2 separate regions of the Homo sapiens genome follow, and region 1 is linked to region 2. The links are chromatin contacts, found by Hi-C or POLR2A ChIA-PET in ENCODE. All regions are on one chromosome and are shown on one strand. The core of a region is the stretch at or near the end of the contact, and the rest is flanking DNA. Distances in the headings are between cores, read along the strand shown.

Region 1 (6,031 bases), core at 765-3,264, 290 kb before region 2:
AAGTACCCACTATAGGGTGACAGGCATAGCATTAATACTGTGGGTAGGCAGGAAACCATTTAGCTCAGCTCCAGCAGCTGCCTAATGTGACCTTGATCAAGTCACTAACTACTGTGGGTTCATTTCCTCATCAATAAGATGAGGAACTACTACTAAACCTGAGTTGTAAGGTGTAAGTAATGTATATGGATCCCTCTTTGCACAGTTCCTGGCAGTAGGAGGTGTTCAATAGTTTCCTTCCAGGACCCAGCACTGCCACAAATATGTCATGAAAATTATAGGTCATTTAAAGTTCATAGGATCTTGTGACGCACAAACAAAATACTGAACGTGAAAATGTCCTGTAAACCAAATATACTGCTTTATGAACAAGAGGGATTTAAGAATTCAATTTAGGGCTGGGCACGGTGGCTCACGCCTGTAATCCCAGTACTTTAGGAGGCAGAGATGGGCAGATCACGAGGTCAGGAAATCTGAGACCATCCTGGCTAACACGGTGAAACCCCATCTCTACTAAAAAATACAAAAAATTGGCCGGGCATGGTGGCGGGTGCCTGTAGTCCCAGCTACTTGGGAGGCTGAGGCAGGAGAATGGCAGGAACCTGGGAGGTGGAGCTTGCAGTGAGCCGAGATCGCGCCAGTACACTCCAACCTGGGCGACAGAGTGAGACTCCGTCTAAAAAAAAACAAAAAGATTTTGAATTTAGGCGGGGCGTGGTGGCTCATGCCTGTAATCCTAGCACATTTTGGGAGGCCAAGGCAGGCGAATCACTTGAGGCCAGGAGTTCGAGACCAGCCTGGCCAACATGGTAAAACCCATCTCTACTGAGAATACAAAAATTAGCTGAGTGTGGTGGCACACGCCTGTAATCCCAGCTACTTGGAAGGCTGAGGCAGAACTGCTTGAACCTGGGCAGCGGAGGATGCAACGAACTGAGATCACGCTACTGCACTCCAGCCTGGGAGACAGAGTGAGACTCCATCTCAAAAGCACAAAATAAAAATAACTCAATTTAAACACTAACAACTGATGTATCCTGAAAGCATCAGGACACATGGGAAATGTATTACTGCCACAACCCACAAATTCTCTCCTACAATAATGAGACGACAAATCTGGCTCCAAAGATCCTTTACTGAGATCCACTTGAAACACTTCGGTCCTTAACTTGTTAACTGAGTTGACAGGCTGATGGCTGATCTAGGTAAAGGTTTCACGGTAGCAAAAACACTTCCTGCCTATAATACATCAAAACAGGTTCCTGAATGTGTGTGAATATCATCAAGGTCTCTGTCCCATCTTCTTCAGGGTTCGATTAAGCTAGAAGAGAAAGAAAAGCAAAGTTACATACGGGGATTTCCCCAACCCCTTTCCTACAGTGTGTATGATCACTAGGTCAGATTCCCAGCTGCCCCTCTGAAGCCAAGAAAGGAAGTTTCTGATGTGGGTGTCCACTATGTGTGTGCAAAGCCGTGACATTCATATGGCCCTGCACAGTTCACGCGGATTATTCTTTTATCTGCCCTTCACACTCAACAAACCCATACACAACACTGCTCTATCCATCTGACAGAAAAAGGATTCAGACTGGCCAGACGTTTCAAGGTTACTAGTTCAGTTAGGGGAAGAATGAGAAGCTTTGAACAGGATCCTTGTTAGAAGACAGCCCTAGCCCACCACCCTGACAGATGTGATCTAAACAGCCAGAAAGTAAAAAGAGCAGCAGGGCTGTTATGATCCTGCAGGAAGAGCCTGACCTCTGCTGGAGAACTCAAAGCACCAGGACACAGTAGCCCTAGCAATGGCCACAAAGAGAGACCCACACCCTTACAGTGTTTGGCCTGACCCACAAGACCTCTCCTAGGGCAAGACAAGGAATGCACCAAGTATGTCAAAACAGAGCTTCCTGTCCTCCAGCCTACAGGAACTAGCCAGACCTGTCTAAGTTGGAAAACAATGCCAAACGGGGAGGGATGGGCAAGAGCAGGCAGTGAATCCACCCATATTAGGAAATACCAGGGAGGGAGAGGAGAGCTGGCCACCCGCAGAGGGAGATCTTGGAAAGAGATGCTCTGGAGAAGGCTGATGCAGCAATTCCTACAGGCCCAACCCCACTCCCCAAACCCCAAGCAGCCAGCCAGTCTAGCTTGAAAATTTAAAGGGCCAACCTCAAGCTTTCTTTTGCAGTGGCATGATCTCTGCTCACTGCAGCCTCCATCTCCCAGGTTCAAATCATTCTCCTGCCTCAGCCTTCTGCGTAGATGGGATTACAGGTGCGCACCACCACACCCAGCTAATTTTTTTAATTTTTAGTAGACATGAGGTTTCACCATGTGGCCAGGCTGGTCTTGAACTCCTGATCTCAAATTCAGCCTCCCAAAGTGCTGGGATTACAGGCATGAGCCACTGCACCTGGCCTCTTTTTCTTTTTTTTTTTTCTTGAGACAGGGTCTTGCTCGGTTGCCCAGGCTGGAGGGCAGTAGGCTTTCTTAATAACAGAAATGAAAAATTTAAAAGGCCAGGCATGGTGGCTCATGCCTGTAATCCCAACACTTTGGGAAGCTGAGACGGACTGGATCACTTGAGGCCAGGAGCTGGAGACCAGCCTGGCCAACATGGTGAAACCCCATCTCTACCATAAATACAAAAATTAGCTGGGTGTGGTGGCACACACCTGTAATTCCAGCTATGCGGGAGGCTGAGGAGGGAGACTCGCTTGAACCCAGGAGGCAGAGGTTGCAGTGAGCTAAGATCACGTCGCTGCACTCCAGCATGGGTGACAGCACAAGACTCCATCTCAAAATAAATAAAGGAATAAAAATTAAAAAAAAGTAAACTCTCGATTCAGTTCCTAAGCTCTGTCCTGAGCCAACAAACCCCTCTTCTCTCAGATCTCTCACCTCCTCAAATTTGTGGATCTGACGGATGAAGAAATCCCCATAACGCCTGGCGACCTTGGTGTCCGCGATGTGGATCATGTCCTGTGGGGGAAAGCACAGTCAGGGAAGAGCAGCCAGGTGGAGGAGCAGGGCCATCTAACCCAGGAGCCACCATGGACTTGCAAGTGATAATGATGGTGAGTGTTAGATGTAAAGGTGGGGAAAAGACCACTGGAAAAACACCACCAGTTAACAGTAACTCACTCTTTCTAGAGAGTTTTTCTTTTCTTTTTTTTTTTGAGATGGAGTTTTGCTCGTCGCCCAGGCTGGAGTGCAATGGCATGATCTCAGCTCACTGCAACCTCCGCCTCCAGGGTTCAAGCAATTCTCTTGCCTCAGCTTCCCAAGTAGCTGGGATTACAGGCTCCCGCCATCTTGCCTGGCTAATTTTTGTATTTTTAGTAGAGATGAGGTTTTACCATGTTAATCAGGCTGGTCTCAAACTCCTGACCTCAGGTGATCCACTCGCCTCAGCTTCCCAAAGTGCTGGGATTACAGGCATGAGCCAATGTGCCCGGCCTAGTTTATATATATTTTTTTTATCAATTCATTTGTACTTTTATTTTCTAGACTTTTTTTTTGTCTTTTATTTTCTAGTCTTTTTTTTTTTTTTGAGATGGAGTCTTGCTCTGTCACTCAGGCTGGAGTGCAGTGGTGCGATCTCGGCTCACTGCAAGCTCCACCTCCCGAGTTCACACCATTCTCCTGCCTCAGCCTCCCGAGTAGCTGGGACTACAGGCACCCGCCACCATGCCTGGCTAATTTTTTTTGTATGTTTTTAGTAGAGACGGGGTTTCACCATGTTAGCCAGGATGGTCTCGATCTCCTGACCTCATGATTCGCCCGTCTTGGCCTCCCAAAGTGTTGGGATTACAGGCGTGAGCCACCGTGCCCAGCCTCGTCTTTTTTATTTTGGGAATAAAGATGTTTATGCTGGCTGGGCATGGTGACTCACGCCTGTAATCCCAGCACTTTGGGAGGTTGGGAATTCAAGACCAGCCTGACCAACATGGTGAAACCCCATCTCTACTAAAAATTAGCTGGGCGTAGTGGCGGGCACCTGTAATCCCAGGAGGGAGAGGTTGCAGTGAGCCGAGACTGCGTCACTGCACTCCAGCTTGGGTGACAAAGTGAGACTCCATCTCAAAAAAAAAAAAAAAAAAAAGTTTATGCTCCTACACTGTTGATAAAATTGCAAATTAGTCCAATCTTTAAGTTTTGTTTTTAGCTGAAAATATTTTGAACACCATTTTACTTTAAAATTTTCTATATCCCCTAGGTTAAGATCTAAGAACGTTCTAAATCTCTGATAGGATTTCTTTCAAGTTAAGAATGAAGAGTCAAAAAGGAAAAAAAAAAGAAGCACTTTGCCAAAGACAAACCTGAACCAGCAACAGAGGAATAACAGTAAAACATGCAATTAAATAATAATCAAATAGCCAATTCTTAGGAGAAATGTTTTGTTAAACTACCCAGATTAGTTGAGAATAGCTAGGCTGGTAATTAAGAGGTGACAGAGGAATGCAGGAGGCTACTATAATTGCCAAAGAACGTATATATGTCAGGTATTGAGAAAAAACTAGGCCAGGCATGGTGGCTCACACCTGCAATCCCAGCACTTTGGGAGGCAGAGGTGGGCAGACTACCCGAGCCCAAGAGTTTGTATTTGAGACCAGGCTGGGCAACATGGTAAAACCCCATCTCTACAAAAAATACAAAAATTAGCAAGATGTGGTGGTGCAGTCCTGTAGTCCCAGCTACTTGAGAAGCTGAGATAGGAGGATCACCTGAGCCCCCGGGAGTTGAGGCTGCAGTGAGCTGTGATTTTGCCACTGCACTCCAGCCTGGACAACTGGAGGATTAAGATGCTATCTTAAAAAAAAAAAAAAAAAAAAAAAAAAAAAAGGCTTGACATGATCCTGGCAAGGGAGAAAGTTTTCTTTATTTTTATTTATTTATATATTTATTTATTTTTAGAGGCAGGGTCTCACTTTGTTACCCAGGCTGCACTGCAGTGGTAAGATCTTAGGTCACTGCAGCCTCAAACGCCTGGGCTCAAGCCATCCTCCTGCCTCAGCGTCCTAAGGCAGGGGCTATAAGGGACTCTCTCCCATAGCTGGGACTACAAGTACACGCTACGAAGCCTGGCTCAGTTTTCTTTGATTTATAAAAGCATGATTTAAAACACTGGAAAACTTCCACTACTGACGTGTTATTACTTTTGGCAAATCTGTTTGTATCGGGCTAGCTAACTTATGGCAAAAACCAAGTCTTCCAGAAGCCATAAAAATGAAATGAGAGTATTTATTTTAAAGCAAAATGAACTTTCAAAAACAAACTACCCAAACTGACCTAGAAATTCCACAACTAGATATATATCTGAAAATTAAAAACATATGTTCACACAATAACTTCTAGATGAATATTCACAGCAGCACTATTCATAAGCCAAAAAGTGAAAAAAGGAACAAAAAACCCCCAAAAACCAAAAACCCCAAATGTGCAACAACAAATGGATAAACAAAATGCAGTACATTAATACATGGGATATTATTCAGCTATAAAAGGAATGTACTGACACATGCTATAATATGGATGAAACTTGAAGACATGCTCAGTGAAAGGACCCAAACACAAAAGTCCATATATTACATGATTCCATTTATCTGAAATGTCAAATGCAGAGAGACCAAAGCAGATTAGGGGTTTGCTAGGGGATGGCAGAAAGGGGGAACTGGGGAACTGCGAGTGACTGCTAGTGGGTAGGGAGTTTCTTTTTGGGGGGACAGAAATGTTTTGGAATTAGACAGTGGAGATGGTTGCAAAACACTGTGAACATACTAATAACCACTGAATTCTTCATTCATTCATTCATTCATTCTATTTATTTATGGAGACAGGGTCTCACTCTGTCACTCAGGCTGGAGTGCAGTGGCATGATCTTGGCTCACTGCAACCTCCACCTCCTAGGCTAAAGCGATTCTTGTGCCTCAGCCTCCCAAGTAGCTGGTATTACAGGCATGCGCCCCCACACTCAGCTAATTTGTGTATTTTTAGTACAGATGGGGTTTCACCATGTTGGCCAGGCTGG
Region 2 (5,892 bases), core at 544-3,043:
CGTCTCCAAAAAAAAAAAAAAAAAATTATAATAAATATTTATTTATTATAAATAAAATTAAAAAAGAAAATGATGTTTAAGATGAAAAGAAATATAATTCAGTACAAATATATAAATGCCTGTGTTACAGAAGATTATCTCATTGGTTGTTTGCAGTTAAGCCTTTCCCCCAAAATCTAGATTGCCTGAAACAATGGGACAGCAAAAATAAGACCTGCTACAAGGTCAGCAAGACCCCGTCTCTACAAAAAATTTAAAAAATTAGCCAGGCATGGCCAGGCACAGTGGCTTACTCCTGTAATCCCAGCACTTTGGGAGGCCGAGGTGGGCAGATCACCTGAGGTCAGAAATTCGAGACCAGCCTGGCCAATATGGTGAAACCCCATCTCTACTAAAAATACAAAAAATTAGCCGGGCTTGGTAATGCATGCCTGTAATCCCAGCTATCTGGGAGGCTGAGGCAGGAGAATTGCTTGAAACCTGGGAGGCGGAGGTTGCAGTGAGCTGAGATTGTGCCACTGCACTCCAGCCTGGACAACACAGTGAGACTCTGTCTCAAAAAAAAAAAATTAGCGAGGCATGATGGCGCCTGCCAGTGGCCCCAGCTACTAGGGAGGCTGAGGTGGGAGGATGGATTAAGTCCAGGAGGTTGAGGCTACAGTGAGCCATGATTATGCCACTGCACTTCAACCTGGGCAACAGAGTGAGATCTCAAAAAAAAAAAAAAAAAATCTGCTGCAAGGGAAATCTGGGCCATTTCAGGGTGGGAGTGAGGGGACTGTGGCCACTAATGAAATGGATTTGTTCATTGGGCTTTTCCATGTCCTGGGAAGATTGGGGGGCAGGTGGGAATCTCCCATGTGACAGTTCATTTCACTACCTTTGATCTGATTCCAAATCAGGATAATTTGCTACCATTTATTGACTCATCCATTATGTGCCATGGCTTTTTCATTTATATCATACCAGTACTTTAAGATAGTTATTAGTCTTCTCAAATTACAGAGGAGGAAAGTAGAGGGCCAGTGAGGTTACAGAAACTCTTGCCTGAAGCCATAAATGGGGAGCTGGGGCCAAGTTCTGCTTGATTTCCAAGGTGCTGCAGGCTCTACCCTGCTGGTTTTCTCTGGGTGACCACCATGTAAAAGCCCCTTGGAGAGGCTGGGCACAGGCACAGGGGGCTCACGACTGTAATCCAAACACTTTGGGAGGCCAAGGCAGGAGGATCACTTGAGCTCAGGAGTTTGAGACCAGTCTAGGCAACCAGAAAAAAAAAAAAAAAGAATTAGCTCAGCGCTGAGTGTGGTGGTATGCAACTATAGTCCCAGCTACTCGATACGGCAGGAGGATCGCTTGAGCCCAGGAGGTCAAGGCTGCAGTTAGCCGGCCCAGGAATGTCTGCCCAAAGTTAGAGAACCTTAACCTCTGCTCAGTCCACCTCATGCTCCCCAAGCCAACTGTTCCTGCCTGCTCTAGCTCCCCAAGGACCTTAGATCTGAGAAGAGCTTATGTAGATTCACCTCAAGGTCTGACTACATGGTGTGGACCATCTCTGCTGCAGAGTGGGACTCTAGTCCCCAGCCTCCTCTGCCCCAGCTCTTCATAATATCAGCCTCTCCCTACTCTAGGTGCTCAGGTGTACCGGATGGGGTCATGTTTGCCAGTGACTGAATTGTGTGCCAACCAGTTAGGGGACAGAAGGGGCTGGGGAATGAAGAGTCTGAGCAACTCCCTTTTCCCCACCCCCGGACACCTTTTCATTGGGTAGGAAGATGTAAATTACAGGGGCGTGGACACTGAGGCGGATACTATGCCCTTACCCCACTGGCCAGAAGGAAACTAGAGACAGCGGATTTCATCAATGGGAAGACAATATGCAAATACTGCCCCGTGTTAGTTGGCTGATGGACAGTTGCTACTTTTCATTCTTGTGCTCTAGCACTTGGAGTTTACAGCATGACTCTGAGGTCGAGGTTACACAAGAAAGCAATTAATGATTCAGCGCCCACCTTGTGCCAAGTCCTGTGGCAGGACAGGGGAGGAAGTTGGGGGGAATAAGAGAGGCAAGCCCCTGCCCTGGTAGAATTTACATTCAAGTAAATTACTCAGCCCGTAAATGAACAATATACTTTCAGATTGGATGGTGCCACAAAGACAATCAGCCAAGAAGCTGTAGGCTGGTGGGGCTGTCCGAAGTCCTGTGTGGGTTTATTCAAAGTGCTGCAGAGGAGGGCGAGGGACCAATTACCCGACAGGTGGCTGAATGAGTGTGAGACAGAAGGGGCAGTGAATGGAGAATGAGGAGGAATTTCCTCCCCAAAGGTGGGTTGGGGGAGATGGTGTTTGCTAAATAAAATCTTTTTTTTTTTTTTGAGATGGAGTTTCACTCTGTGGCTCAGGCTGGAGTGCAGTGGCTAGATCTCGGCTCACTGCAACCTGCGTCTCCCACATTCAAGCAATTCTCCTGCCTCAGCCTCCCGAGTAGCTGGGATTACAGGCACGAGCCACCGCGCCCGGCTAATTTTTTTGTATTTTTAAAAATTATTTATTTATTTTTGAGATGGAGTCTTGCTCTGTCACCCAGGCTGGAGTGCGGTGGCACAGTCTCGGCTCACTGCAACCTCTGCCTCCCGGGATTAAGTGATTCTTCTGCCTCAGCCTCCCGAGTAGCTGGGAGTACAGGCATGCGCCACCACGCCAGCTAATTTTTGTACTTTTAGTAGAGAAAGGGTTTCTCCATGTTGGTCAGACTGGTCTCAAACTCCCAACCTCAGGTGATCCACCTACCTCGGCCTCCGAAAGTGCTGGGATTACAGGCATGGGCCACCAGGCCCAGCCCTGTTTTTTGTATTTTTCATTGAGACGGGGCTTCACCATGTTGGCCAGGCTGGTCTCAAACTCCTGACCTCGAGTGAGCCGCCCGCCTTGGCCTCCCAAAGTGATGGGATTACAGGCTTGAGCCACCTCGCCCAGCCTGCTAAATAAAATCTTTAGAACTGGGGAGCATGGCAATGCTGGAGGGAAAGAAGTGCAGGACAGGAGAGTGCAGAGCTGTGTGACTTCGGGTAAGTCACTTCACCTCTCCAACCTCGGTTGCTGGGAGGTTAGAAATAACATGTACATGGCCGGGCACGGTGGCTCATGCCTGAAATCTCAGCACTTTGGGAGGCTGAGGCGGGCAGATCACCTGAGGTCAGGAGTTCAAGACCAGCCTGGCCAACATGGTGAAACCCTGTCTCTACAAAAATACAAAAATTAGCCGGGCATGATGGCACGTGCCTGTAATCCCAGCTACTCGGCAGGCTGAGGCAGGAGAATCGCTTGAACCCGGGAGGCGGAGGTTGCAGTGAGCTGAGATTGAGCCACTGCACCCCAGGCTGGGAGACAGAGGAGGCTCTGTCTCAAAACAAAAACAAACAAAAAAAGGAAGTTACACGTACATTACCTAGCACGCGGTAGGCATTCTATAAATTCTTTTTTTTTTTTTTTCTGAGATGGAGTCTCACTCTGTCGCCCAGGCTGGAGTGCAGTGGCGTGATCTTGGCTCACTGCAAGCTCCACCTCCCGGGTTCATGCCATTCTCCTGCCTCAGCCTCCCGAGTAGCTGGGACTACAGGCGCCCGCCACCACGCCCGGCTAATTTTTTGTATTTTTAGTAGAGACAGGGTTTCACCGTGTTAGCTAGGATGGTCTCGATCTCCTGACCTAGTGATCCACCCACCTGGGCCTCCCAAAGTGCTGGGATTACAGGCGTGAGCCACCGCGCCTGGCTGGCACTCTATAAGTTCTAAATAAAGAAGCCTCCACCAGCCTGGGCAACATGGCAAGACCCTGTCTCCATAAAAAAATTTTAAAAATTAGCCCGTCATGGTGGTGCATGCCTGTGGTCCCAGCTATTTGAGAGGCTGAGGTAGGAGGATGGCTGGACCCAGGAGGTTGAGGCTACAGTGAGCTGTGATCGTGCCACTGCACTCCAGCCTGGGCAACAGAGCTAGGTACTGTGTCAAAAAAAAAAAAAAAAAAAAGGCTCCAAATGGTGGCTGCTATTGGTATACTGGGAGAGGCCGTCAGTTCCATTCTCTAGGTTTAGGGCTTTGGTCCTACCCTTTTCCTTCTCTTCTCCTAGAGCATATAGCTTCAAAGCACCTGTCTTCACTTCTCCCTGCCTTGGCTTGCCTACAGCCCTGCACACTGGCACTTTGTCTCCCTGCCTCCCTGCAGGACAAGGACTTCAAGGACAGCAGGAAAGACTTGGATCAGCTCCAAGGAAGAACTTCCTTGTCTTTCTGTTAGAGTTGCAGCTGCTGGGGGGAGGGGATCAGAATGCAGTTCTCACAGAGTTAGAGAATTCTAGAGCGGGAAGAAATCTTTGAGATTGGGCCAGGCGCAGTGGCTCACACCTGTCATCTCAGCACTTTGGGAGGACCAGGCAGGCGGATCACTTAAGGCCAGGAATCTGAGACCAGCCTGGCCAACATGGTGAAACCCCGTCTGTACTAAAAATACAAAAAAAGAAAAAAAAATTAGCCAGGCGTGTTGGTTGCGTGCCTGTAATCCTAGCTACTAGGGAGGCAAAGGTGGGAGAATCGCTTGAACCCAGGAGATGGAGGTTGCAGTGAGCCGAGATCGCGCCACTTCACTCCAGCATGAGTGGCAGAGTGAAACTTCATCTCAAAAAAAAAAAAAAAAGAAAAAAGAAAAAGAAATCTTTGAGATCATCTATCTAGTCCAGAGCTTTTTGATATTTTGTGGCAGATTTCCAATTTAAGAAATATGTTTTACATCAGGATGGGATGAATTCAGATTTCGTGGAGCCTGAAATTTGTAAAAAATTGGGGAAACTCTAAGAAAAAAGGATATAAAATGACTGATGCAAAATTATGTATTTATTTATTTATTTTTTTGAGACAGAGTTTCGCTCTTGTTGCCCAGGCTGGAGTGCAATGGCATGATCTCGGCTCACCAAAACCTCCGCCTCCCAGGTTCAAGCGATTCTCCTGCCTCAGCCTCCTGAGTAGGTGGGATGACAGGCATGCGCCACCAGGCCCGGCTAATTTTGTATTTTTAGTAGAGACGGGGTTTCTCCATATTGGTCAGGCTGGTCTCGAATTCCTGATCTCAGGTGATTCACCTACCTCGGCCTCCCAAAGTGCTGGGATTACAGGCGTGAGCCACCACGCCCTGCTTATGTATTTATTTAGAGTGAGAAATAGATAAAAAACTTTAAAATGTTGGCAAATACCATAATTATTAAATCAGAACAATAAGATATTTTTACTTAAGCACCTGACATGCCACTGTAATACATTTTTTTCCTACAATTTTGGGCCACGTGCTTGTTATGTAGCAATGATTTTATTTTATTTTATTTTCTATTTTAATTTTTATTTATTTATTTATTTTTTGAGATGGAGGCTTGCTCTGTCCCCCAGGCTGGAGTGCAGTGGCGCAATCTCAGCTCAGTGCAACCTCTGCCTCCTAGGTTCAAGCGATTCTCCTGCTTCAGCCTCCTGAGTAGCTGGGACTATAGGCACGTGCCACCACTCCTGGCTAATATTTTGTATTTTTAGTAGAGACAGGGTTTCATTGTGTTAGCCAGGATGGTCTCGATCTCCTGACCTCATGATCCACCCGCCTCGGCCTTCCAAAGTGCTGGGATTACAGGCGTGAGCCACTGCGCCCGGCCTTATTTTTATTTTTTTTGAGATGGAGTCTCACTCTGTCACCCAGGCTGGAGTGCAGTGGCGCGACCTTGGCTCACTACAACCTCCAGTTTCTGGGCTCAAGCGATTCTCCTGCCTCAGCTTCCCGAGTAGCTGGAACTGCAGGCATGCACCACCACGCCTGGATAATTTTTGTATTTTTAGTAGAGGCGGGGTTTCACCATGTTGG

The links. Hi-C counts contacts between places; a loop is a spot of excess contacts on that map. ChIA-PET counts read pairs that join two places held with the same protein, here RNA polymerase II (POLR2A). Pooled maps may share reads with other maps.
Region 1: POLR2A ChIA-PET joins it to region 2 with 15 read pairs in activated CD4-positive, alpha-beta T cell. The contact joins two enhancer-like sites. A Hi-C loop is called at or near these places in 7 of 50 pooled maps. POLR2A ChIA-PET finds 5 or more read pairs at or near these places in 6 of 52 experiments (CD8-positive, alpha-beta memory T cell, MCF 10A, PC-9 and 3 more).

The regions. Positions count from the first base shown.
Region 1 is chr22:37,883,716-37,889,746 of GRCh38, reverse strand. It overlaps EIF3L (eukaryotic translation initiation factor 3 subunit L), which reads right to left. Exons shown (of 13, transcript NM_016091.4): 12 at 2,902-2,982; 13 at 340-1,321. The coding sequence ends at 1,283. Among named protein-coding and RNA genes, the nearest start is that of MICALL1, 20 kb to the left of the region's middle. Within about 2 kb of position 2,014, at least 9 of the 41 ENCODE cell types and tissues checked have a DNase peak (open chromatin) inside an H3K27ac peak, as active enhancers do.
Region 2 is chr22:37,597,717-37,603,608 of GRCh38, reverse strand. No RefSeq gene overlaps it. Among named protein-coding and RNA genes, the nearest start is that of GGA1, 8.2 kb to the left of the region's middle. RefSeq lists a silencer at 1,753-2,047. Within about 2 kb of position 1,793, at least 4 of the 41 ENCODE cell types and tissues checked have a DNase peak (open chromatin) inside an H3K27ac peak, as active enhancers do.